Regions from separate parts of the Mus musculus genome. Here regions 2 and 3 are each linked to region 1. The links are chromatin contacts, found by POLR2A ChIA-PET in ENCODE. All regions are on one chromosome and are shown on one strand. The core of a region is the stretch at or near the end of the contact, and the rest is flanking DNA. Distances in the headings are between cores, read along the strand shown. Region 1 overlaps Kirrel (kirre like nephrin family adhesion molecule 1). Region 2 holds the start of Kirrel (kirre like nephrin family adhesion molecule 1). Region 3 overlaps Kirrel (kirre like nephrin family adhesion molecule 1).

Evidence for each region. ChIA-PET counts read pairs that join two places held with the same protein, here RNA polymerase II (POLR2A).
Region 2: POLR2A ChIA-PET joins it to region 1 with 16 read pairs in Patski. The contact joins the promoter of Kirrel here to the enhancer-like site in region 1. POLR2A ChIA-PET finds 5 or more read pairs at or near these places in 2 of 5 experiments (Patski and embryonic stem cell).
Region 3: POLR2A ChIA-PET joins it to region 1 with 34 read pairs in Patski. The contact joins two enhancer-like sites. POLR2A ChIA-PET finds 5 or more read pairs at or near these places in 3 of 5 experiments (Patski and embryonic stem cell).

Annotation. Positions count from the first base shown.
Region 1 is chr3:87,113,230-87,116,701 of GRCm38, forward strand. All of the region lies in intron 2 of Kirrel (kirre like nephrin family adhesion molecule 1), which reads right to left. Among named protein-coding and RNA genes, the nearest start is that of Gm24472, 48 kb to the left of the region's middle. Within about 2 kb of position 1,687, at least 1 of the 3 ENCODE cell types and tissues checked has a DNase peak (open chromatin) inside an H3K27ac peak, as active enhancers do.
Region 2 is chr3:87,172,915-87,176,386 of GRCm38, forward strand. It overlaps Kirrel (kirre like nephrin family adhesion molecule 1), which reads right to left and starts at 1,623. Exons shown (of 16, transcript NM_001170985.2): 1 at 1,482-1,623.
Region 3 is chr3:87,148,364-87,151,835 of GRCm38, forward strand. All of the region lies in intron 1 of Kirrel (kirre like nephrin family adhesion molecule 1), which reads right to left. Among named protein-coding and RNA genes, the nearest start is that of Kirrel, 24 kb to the right of the region's middle. RefSeq lists an enhancer at 1,189-3,472. Within about 2 kb of position 1,758, at least 1 of the 3 ENCODE cell types and tissues checked has a DNase peak (open chromatin) inside an H3K27ac peak, as active enhancers do.

The sequences.
Region 1 (3,472 bases), core at 437-2,936:
AAATCTGTCAGTTGCAGTTGACTTGGCAGAACCTGACATCTTCTGCCTCTGACTGCTTTCCAGCCCCGTGGTATACAAGGAGCCAGCAGGAAGGCTGTGGTGGAGATGGAGCCATACAGAGCTGCTCCAGAGCCCTTTCCCATCGTCCTGCCCTTCTCTGGAGCAGGCTCCTCCCTCTGAGCCCTGGTCTTCCTTCTGACATCTCCCTCGGAGCCTTCCACATCTTTCTGGAACTGTCCCTGTGGCGCCTGAGAAAGGAGGTAAGTATTATGTCCTGCTCTTGTCACAGCCAGATCTGATTACCGGCATGGGTGATGGACATGGTAGGCTGGGTCCTTAGCTCCTGGAGTGGGGTGATGGAGTTAGCTGTGGTTCTTTCTTTCTTTTTTAATTAGATATTTTCTTTATTTACACTTCAAATGTTATCCCCTTTCCTAGTTTCCCCGCTGAAAATCCCCTATCCCCCTCCCTTCCCCTTCTCCCCAACCTACCCACTCCCATTCCTGGCCCTGGCATTCCCCTATACTGGGGCTTAGAGCCTTCACAGGACCTAGGGCCTCTCCTCCCTTTGATGACCATCCGCTGCTACATATACAGCTACAGTCACAAGTTCCACGATGTGTTTTCTTTGATTGGTGATATAGTTCCAAGTAGTTCTGGAGGTTCATATTGATATTCCTCCTATGGGGCTTCAGTCCCTTTCAGCTCCCTGGGCATTTCTCTGACTCCTTCATTGGGGACCTTGTGCTCCATCCAATGGATGACTGTGAACATCCACTTCTGTATTTGCCCAGCACTGGCAGAGCCTCACAGGAGACAGCTATATCAGGCTCCTGTCAGCAGGCTTTTGTTGGCATCTGCCTAGTGACTGGGTTTGGTGATTGTTTATGGGGTGGATCCCCAAGTGGGGCAGTCTCTGGATGGTCGTTCCTTCAGGCTCTGCTCCAAACTTTGTCTCTATAACTCTTTCCATGGGTATTTTGTTCCCCATTCTAAGGAGGAACTAAGTATCCACACTTTGGTCTTCCTTCTTTTTGAGTTTCATGTGTTTTGCAAATTATATCTTGAGTATTCTAAGTTTCTAGGCTAATATCCACTTGTCAGTGAGTGTATATCATATGTGTTCTTTTGTGATTGAGTTACCTCACTCAGGATAATATCCTCCAGATCCATCCATTTACCTAAGAATTTCATAAATTCATTGTTTTTAATAGAGGAGTAGTACTCCATTGTGTAAATGTACTGTGGTTCCTTCTTTAGGGAAAGAGCCATCCAGACATCCTCTGGAACATACATTCATGAGAGATGTCTCCCTAACCAAGATCTCAGGGAAACTGATAAAGAAAACCACTTCCGGCCTCAGCAGCATCCTTTCTTTTTCATATATATGGGTATTTTTCCTTGTGTTTGTCTGTGCACCACGTGTATATAGTGCCCAAGGAGGCCAGAAAAAGGTGCCAGGCTCCCTAAGAGTAAGTTGAGGACAGTTGCTAGGCAACATGTGTGTGCTGAGAATAGAACTCTGGTTTTTCAGAAAACTAGCCAGTAGTCTAAACCACTCAGCCATCTCTCTAGATTCGAACCGTTCTTTGACCTAAACTGTTTTGAGCCCAGAACATCTGCACTCAGTTCCGAATCTGGAGGCAAGCAGCATCAAAAGCCAACTGGACGTCTCCAGCCCCTGGGTGGGACCTGCAGTCTCTGGCCGGCTATCAGTGGAATGAGGAGCACTTGGGAGGAGGGGAGCAGAGCATGTGGCTCTGCTCTTGGCTAATGGCCTCCATGCATTCCTCAATGACAGAAGTGGGCCCTGGAAGCCCGGAGAGGGCCGAGAGGGAGGGAAGGACAGCGAGAAAGTTCAGAACAATAAGGAAGGATTCTTGATAATTCCTCAGCTATGGTGTCATCTATAAAAGGACTGGAACACAAGCGACCCAGAGGGAAAACCTGGTAAGAAACTGTCCTTCTGGGAAGTGAAAGGACTGATAGGGTTGAGGGCAGGGGAGAAGTATCCATCCCTCAGGCACTACAAAACCTGAAAGCAGCAAGCAGCACAAAGTGCAAACAAGCCCCGAGCCCTTAGGCCTGACTCTACTACAAGGCACCACTGTCCAGACACAGGTGCCACAAGTGTGGCTAAAGTTCAGCACTCCATGAAGAACGTTAGGCGGACAGCTGAAATATCTATCCCTCCCAAAAACACCTCCCTGACCTGCCCTGTGAACCAAAGACGTCTCTTTACCCGATAACTCACTGGGGAATTGTCTGAAGAAACACAGTCACCATGAAAGGTTAGAGTACACCCCCTGGTGACTAGCAGCATCGATCGAGTGCGTTGAGGTTCTGAGACTCTGAACTGTTATTGCCAAAGGCAGGAGGTCTCCTGGAACCCCAGACTGCCTACAGATTAATATGATTGCCCATACAAATGCAGAATAATCATGGGCCTTGCAGTGGCCTGGAACTGGGTGGGGTGGGGTAGTGGTGGAGTGGGGAGCTGTTTCAAAGAGGGCAGTATGGGAGGCAGACACTGTCACAGTTAGAGCAGCTAACTTTTGGGAAGGAGCAAGGGGGGAAACTGGAATGGCTACGGAAACATCTCCTTTCCTTCTTCATTCTCCAGCTCACCCTGGGATTCCCCTGGTCTTTGGATAGATGGTGGGAAAAGACTTAGTGGTTTGTAAGCAGAGAAGAATTCTAGATCTGGCAAAAGGCCTGAAGGAGTAAAGAGACAAGGGTACTTCCTCTGTCCCTTTCCTGCTGTGGCCCTGGGCACTCAGGAGAGCTGGCCCTGCCCCCTGCCTGGGCAGTGTGGAAGAGCTGACCCTGGTGGCATGGGTGTAGAAGCTGGCCTTGCTGGACAGCTAGCTCTGCCCCTCAGCGAGGCAGGAGACTTAGCCCTGGTGGCTTGGGTGTGGGAGAGCTGGCAGGCTGATCAACTCAGCTACCACCCAGGCCCAGAATCAGGGCTTTGAGTTGGCCCACCCCAGCATCTACCCCACTTATGAACTGCGGAAGCACAACAAAGGGGCCAGTCCTGTAGCACCACAGCTTCAGGATCTCCATGACACAAAACAACAACAGGATATCTGAGAGGAGTCCCAGTGAGGTTCCAGTATTGATAGGGTAACAGAAGCCAAAGACCTCGAACCAGACCGTGACTCACTGCACAGAACATTTGCAAGTAAATATCTGGGCAAAAGGGTGTAATGTGTGACGCACTACAGCTTCCATGGTGAAATTTTTCTTTTTTTTTTTTTTTTTAAGGGCTCCCCTTAAAAGGGTGCAAGGGTGGAGGGCAGATATGGAGGGGCTGGGAGATGAGCAGGATTGGGGTGCGTGATGCGAAACTCACAAAGACTTAATAAGAAAGTTTAAAAAGAGAGATAAGTCTATTTATTTCATATGTATGTGAAAGGCTCAGGAAGTGTGGTGGCTAAGAAAGGTTCTAGTTCTCAGATCAAAGGCTACA
Region 2 (3,472 bases), core at 373-2,872, 60 kb after region 1:
CAACCTGAAACCAGGCCTTCTTTTCTCCCTCCCCCTAACTCGACTCCTGCTCTCACACAGCGGATGTGCGCCTTCTCATGTTCTAAGAGGGTCCTGAGGCTCCAGGGAGGGAAAGGGAATTGAGACCCCTAAGCTAAGCCAAGCTTTGCCTTCCGAGCTGGAGGAGAGAGGGCTAGCAAAGGGGAGGGGGGTCCAGTGGAGCACCCCACCCCCTACACACACACACACACACACACACACACACACACACACCATTCAGGAGAGGAAGAGAGCTGGCCAATGCCTGGGGCTCTTTCCATTCTGCGGCTTCTCTCTTTCCAGATCACTCACCCACCCCAGTGAGAGACCACCTCCTCCATTTTGAAGACTGTAACATCTCTGTAGGCGCCTGCCTATAAGAATGTCTGCCCCAAGTTTCTTTGTTTGCTCCATGGCTGGGGTGTGTGGAAGCAATTCTGTGTGAGTGAGTGCTATGTCCTTTGAATGTAGGAAACATGTATGTACAGTTTAAGTTTGATGCCAGGGTATAACTAGGCAAGTGTGTGTCAGCTTAGAAGAGGAATCTTCCTTCTTCAGAGGTGTCAATCAGTGTCTTTGTGTATGTGTCTGTCTCCATGTGTGTGTGTGTGTGGGTGGTGGGGGGGTCTCCTTAGGTGAGTAGTCTGTCTCCATGTCTCTGTTGGAAGCTATCTGTGTGTCTGATTTCTGTGCTCCAGTTCAGGCGAGGGGCTCGACAGTGTTAAATCTTCCTTGGAGTCAGTCTCAGGAGGCAAAAGCCTTTTCCTGCAGACCCCAGGCCTGGCTGGGGTTTGGACCCTTGGTTCCTTCACGTGCATCCAGCCCAGTGTACCTGAATGCACTCATCTCTCTCCCACTCTTCCTACCAGCTCTGCCCAGCTAGTTCCAAAGGAGCCTCAGAAACCTGCACTTTTCTGACCCGAAGTGAGTGCCTGGCTCAGTCAACTCCCCTTCCCCTGAACCCAGACAACCCTGGTATCTAGACTTCTATCTCCCACCCACAACCTCCAGGGCGGGGGACCGAATATAGCCTTCCTTTGAGGGGCAGCCCCAAGCAGTATGCAGCCGCACATCAGATGAAGGTGACTGTAGGCTGGATTGGGGTAGCAGGATCCCTCAGCCTCATCTTAGGAAGCCTGCGTCTGTGTTTTCCACGCACTCCGCCCCCCAAATCTGAAATCAAATCCCATCTCCTCCCAGCCTTTCTCTTGCCCAGGACCCAGTAGTCCGGCCCTGGGCCCAGGAAGTGGAGGGATGGAGGAAGGACCGCCAGGAACTGGAGGAAAGACTTTGAGCACTCCGATCCCTTTTCTACTCGGATCTCGGCTTTTGCGACCTAAGTTCTCTGTTCTCCCGCGCAGCCAGAGGAAGCAAGTTGGGCCGCTTCACCAAGAACTCCTCGGTGTTCTCCCGGAAACTCCACGCCCGTTCCCTGGACTCCCTAGCCCGCGGCTGGGGCTTACCTTGTGAGAAAGTGTTGTAGAGAGTGAGGATCCAGATGAGGAGGCTCAGCATGCTGTCCGCCCGCCGCTGGGCCCCAGTCGGCGCGAGCGGGGCCGCCGCTGGCTCTCTCTCCTCCCTCCCGCCCTTGCACACAAGGCGCACACTCGCTTGCCTCTCTAGCCGCCGGCTCGCTCCCCTGGCCCCTCCTCTCGTCCCGCGCCCCCTAATAATTTCTGCCCTCCGGCTTTATCTCTCGGGGCCTCTCTCAACCTCCGCGCCGCGCGCTCTCTCTCCCTCTCCCTCTCTTCCCTCCCCGGCTCCCTCCCTCTCTTCCTGACGTCTGCTCTCCCTCCGACGGCGCCTCCCTCCACTGCCCTCCCCTGGTCCCCCAACGCGCGCGCACACACTCGCTCCGCTCGCTGGAACCGAGATGGGAGGAGAGCAAAGAGAAAGGAATTGAGGGCAGAGGCAAGGGGTGGGGAGGGGTGGGGAGAACGAGGCGTCGCAGGCTCTGGAGCAAGGACCGCTGGGTCCTGGCCCACCAGTGCTTGGTGCGAGACCTACTTTTACCCCCAGTGGTGTAACTGAGCCGGGCATGGGGTGGCAGCCAGGACTGAGGACGAACCTTCATCAATTTGGATGACTGTGTTAGGAGGGGTGTGCTTCTTATGCGTCTGGGGGATGGGGGTGTAAAAGCTTTAAGATCTCTTCTTCGTTTTAATCCCAAACCCCAGAATCTAACCCTAGATGCCTAAATTAAGAATTCTCAATTAACTCGAGAGTGTTGGAGAGGGAGAAGCTCTTCTTGCCTACAAATCTCAGGCTGGAGAAATCTTGACTGTCTTTGAGCCCCTTCTGAGGGCTTCAGCCAGCCACATTGAGGCCCGCCTCAGCGCTGGAGTCCGTAGCAGCCATGAAGAGGCGCAGTTAACTCTTCCTTTGTTCACCCCAGACATTTATCTATCCGGAGGGAAAACCAAAGAACTCGGTGGCTTTCTCTTGTGCCTCCCCGAAGGCTTGCTACAGAAGGCAGCCACTGATCGATCTCTAAGCACTCAGGAACTTGAGGTGCACTGGGGTGAAGACATGGAGAATCGAAATAGAAGTGCATTCGGGTGGGTTCTCCAGTCCAGAACCCAGTGTAGTAGCCACCTCCTCTCCCAATCCCTAAATACATCCTTCTGCTCACTGGGCTGCTGAGTGTGGGAGAAATAATAGAAACACAGGAATTGCACAACTTTGCAATTACGCCCATCTGGAGAGGCCTCCACCTCTTCCTTCTCATATTCTAGATCTCCTGAGTCCCTAAAAGCTCCTGGCCAAGATAGCTTTATCTTCAGGCTTGGAACTAAGGCACACAGCTCTAGTGCCCTCTGCTGATATGAGATGGGCACAGTTTCCTCAAAAAATCTTGACAGTTAGATTGAGTGAGTGGTCCAGACGCAATCTGGAACAATTAGAGGGCACAGAAACAAAGTCAAAACTAGCCAGCTAACCAGTCAACCAACCAAACTAACAAACGACCCATAAGTTCATATTCAAAAGCATAATATGACTCAGAGTTCTCTTTATGTTAAAAATATTTGCAAGCATAGACAAAAACCAAAATTTTAAGACAGGGATATCTAATCCAGAGATTAAGAATACCACCCCACACAGAGACAAGCATCCATACAAACACATGCACTCAGACATGTTAGGGTTTTTAGTTTATTCATCAACTGATCATTCAACAGGTATTGCTTTGGTACTTGATATGGTCCAGTCACAAAACCAGTCAGATTATAAATGAATGAATGAATGAATGAATGAATGAATGAATGAATGAATGAATGAATGAATCCGAGTATAGTGGTGCATGTCTGTAACGCTAGCTCAGGAGACAATGGCGGAGAACTGGCTGGGCATCATGATTCACACCTTTAGTCCCAGTACTTGGGAAGGAGGAGGCAGGCTTATCTCTGTGAGTAAAGGCCAACCCGGTCCTTTTAGGAAGATCCAGGACAGCCAG
Region 3 (3,472 bases), core at 508-3,007, 35 kb after region 1:
AGTGGATTTCTTTCCTCTCCTGCAACCCAAAACTCTTGGCTCCTCTGAGCCTTGCTGTGAATTTAACCTCGTTCAGAAAACCTAGCCAAACCAGCACCATCCACATCACAGTCAATCCTATTTCCTGTCTTTCTGGTGTTTAACCCCTTGAGTCACATCATATGTATCTGCAGCATATGTATACATGCTGCATATAATGTATGGTTCGAATTATATGTGCATCATTCATATATACGTAGACGTAAGCACATTTATATCTATATATCTATATCTAGCTATATATGTAACAATGGGCATTCTTCTGAAAGCTTCAGGTTAACAGTGGGACTAAGGAGAGTCCCACCCATTCCTTCCACTACTGTCATGCTATAAAGCTCCTAAGGGCCTTGTGGTCTTCTCCAGAAGGTGAGACTACAGAAAGGTAAAAACATACAAATGTAACGTATTATGGGAAGGAGATGCTACCCAGTGGAGACTCATGGGTAAGGATGCTTCTTTCCACCCACAGACATACAAACAAGTTACAGGTAAGAGGAGCTTCAGCGACTACTGCTCATCACCTTTAAATCCAGCAGGGACGCAGAGGCAGTCAGGTCTATGTGAGATCGAAGGGCAGCCTGGCCACAATATGGAGGTCCAGGCTAGTCAAAGCCACATAGTAAGACCTTGCCACACCCCCCCCCAAAAAAAAAGAAAGAAAAGAAAAAATAAAAGTAAAGAAAAAAGTTTTGCCCAGCCCAAGTTTGTCATGTTAGGACTGTTGGAGGCCCGAGGAGGTTAGATAGTTTTTACAAAGTTAAGAGCAGACTCAGGAAGAAAACGAAGATGCAGGGTACCTGGAGAGTCAAAACCAGAGGAGTGAAGCAGCCAAGAGGAAAGTGCACAGCACGGAGCCAGTCGGGTGGCTTCTGCTCTCTCAGTGAACCCTGGGTCGTGGTCACCGAGAATGGGGACACAGTTGGAAGAATGAAAATATCTCATATTTCTCATTCCCAAAACGGACAGCTCTGGGACACAGCGTTTCTGACCCAATGATTGAGGCTTTGATTGAGATGGCAGCCCACACTGGTCATTTTTAGGCTGTTGAGGTTGGGTCCACAACCTTCTAGGCTCAGCCCATGTCCCAGAATGGGTAGCGACAGCAAGAATCACAGCGGATATGGGCTGCTGCTTCTTCCTCCTCAGACCCACAATTCCTCCGCTCTCGAGGCAGCCCTATCATCAGCTGTAATGAAACACGGATCTCAGTCATCTACCGTCTATCACGCCACACCAGCAGGGGTGTGGGCCACACTGAGGTCAGTTCTGATTGGCGCTGGAACTCGTGGTGGAGAATTTTTAGCAGCAACTATTATCCTATAGGGAAGATAGCACACACACACACACACACACACACACACACACACACACACATACATACATACACGGTTTTCATCTTCTCAGAGTACATGTTACATGACAGCATAAATTGCTGAGCTGGAGGACAAACCAGACTGTGTACTGAACATTCATTACAGAGACTCGACAAATGGATAATCTAACCCCCCAGGACAGGGATGTTAACTCAACAAGGTTGCTATTCTTCCCAATTGTGTGTGTGTGTGTGTGTGTGTGTGTGTGTGTGTGTGTGTGTGTGTGTGTGTACACTTACTGTAGAGCAGCTGCTCTGACACTCCACTATGAGGTTAATAACATAACCAAGCCACATTCTGTCTCCTGAAGATCAGAGAGCACCGGGCAGTAAACAGCTCACTCTAGTTCAGCAGGGACAGAATCTACAGAGGTACAGGCAGTTGCTCTGGAAGCCCAAGGGGATGGAGCAGTTATTCTTTGGGAAACTGAGAGGGCTCCCTGGAGGGCTTGCAAAACGCATCTGGATGGCAGACTGGGCAGAGGCGGCCTGGACTGCCCTGCGCAGGACACGGAGGGGAGACATGCAAACAGACCCCTACAGCCTAGTGACTTAGGAGGGATCTCATCCCAGGTGAGGCAAAGCACAAGCCTCAGGGGTGTCTAGACAGACAGACAGACACTCCTGCCCACTGCTTGCAGCCACCCCTATCTCCTCTTAGTGAGCTTCTTCTTAAGGAACTTTCCTCTCACTGAGAGCTGAAAGAAAGAAAAAAATTCACCCTGGGAACAAATTCCTGTGCGAGTCCACAACAGTTTATTTTCAACTTCAAAATTACTCAATTCAGCACTAATTTTTCTGGGATTCCCACATCTGGGGACTTTTTCTTTGGGAAGATTGTTACAGTGGGGGCTTTTGTTTCAGCCGGCCGCCCCTCTAAACTCTTTTAATTGAGCCTGTTTTAAAACAAAGGGAAAAGAATCAGGAGAGGAGGCAGCTCCCTTTGCCTCCAGCCCCTTGCCCCAGCTCTGCGGTTAACACTCAGCAATGATCCTACAAGCCTGGAATCTGAGGAATTTCCTGCCTGTGCTCCCTGGAAGAGCCGAGAGAGAACCTAGCAATTAGGCCTCCAGTTTCCATTCCTGCCTTCTTCCACCACAGCCAGTGGACTGAGCGAAAAGCTGGTGGAGGGCCTGGGAGGACCGCATCTGTACGGTCCTGCGGCTGAGACAGCGGTGCCCAAGGTTACTCTCTCCTTCCTTTCTCGCCGATCAATCACATCTTTTCCTTTGTCTGCCTGAGAGAGTGGGAACAGTAAGGGACACGAAGAGTTGTAATCCTTCCCGAAGCCATCTTGTTTCTCTGCAGTGTTTCTCTCCCCTCAACACCACAGGAGTCCAGGCACTCCGAGGCTGCCCACCCCATCCTCTGGGGCTATTGTCATTCGCCCTAAGCCCACATGCTCGTCACGGGTCTGTTCCAGGGAGCGGGTCACAGGACTGCCTGCCCCAGGCAGTATGTCTGCCTAAGGGATTTCTAAGAGGCAGGTTAGAGGCTGTGGACCTCTGTATTTTGGTTCAACTTAGAGACAGAGAGGCAAGAAGATGAAAGGCATTCCCAGGTTGTCTGAAGGAACCACACACAGGTTTTGTGGGTGCTGCAGCAGCTGTGTGTAGCAGAAGCAAATTTTTCTTTTAATTATGTTTAGCTCCGGCTAACATTGAAATCAGGTCCTATGTTCTCTCAACTTATCAATTGGTGGCTGGATTCCAGGTACTAGGGCAAAAGCAGCCTGGGACTTAAAAACTTGCCACAAATAGTTCCCAAACTGGCCAAGCCAATCCCTTAGCAGGGCCTGCTAGGCCACATCTGTGTGGCCTCCTGCCAGAGTGCTGTCCCCCACTTCCCTACCCCTGTAGACTCTAGAGATCCCTGCAGTCCAGGGTCCTGCTGGCAGCACTTCCTCATTCTAGCTGTCTCACAGCACTGTATCCCTAGCTTATATGGAACCTACTTTACAGCAAAGGGTATTCTGAAACCCCTGATCCTCCTGACTCAGCATCTCGTGCTGAGTGGGAACTAGACCTAGCTAATTGTCTCATTCTTATAATGCATGTATTT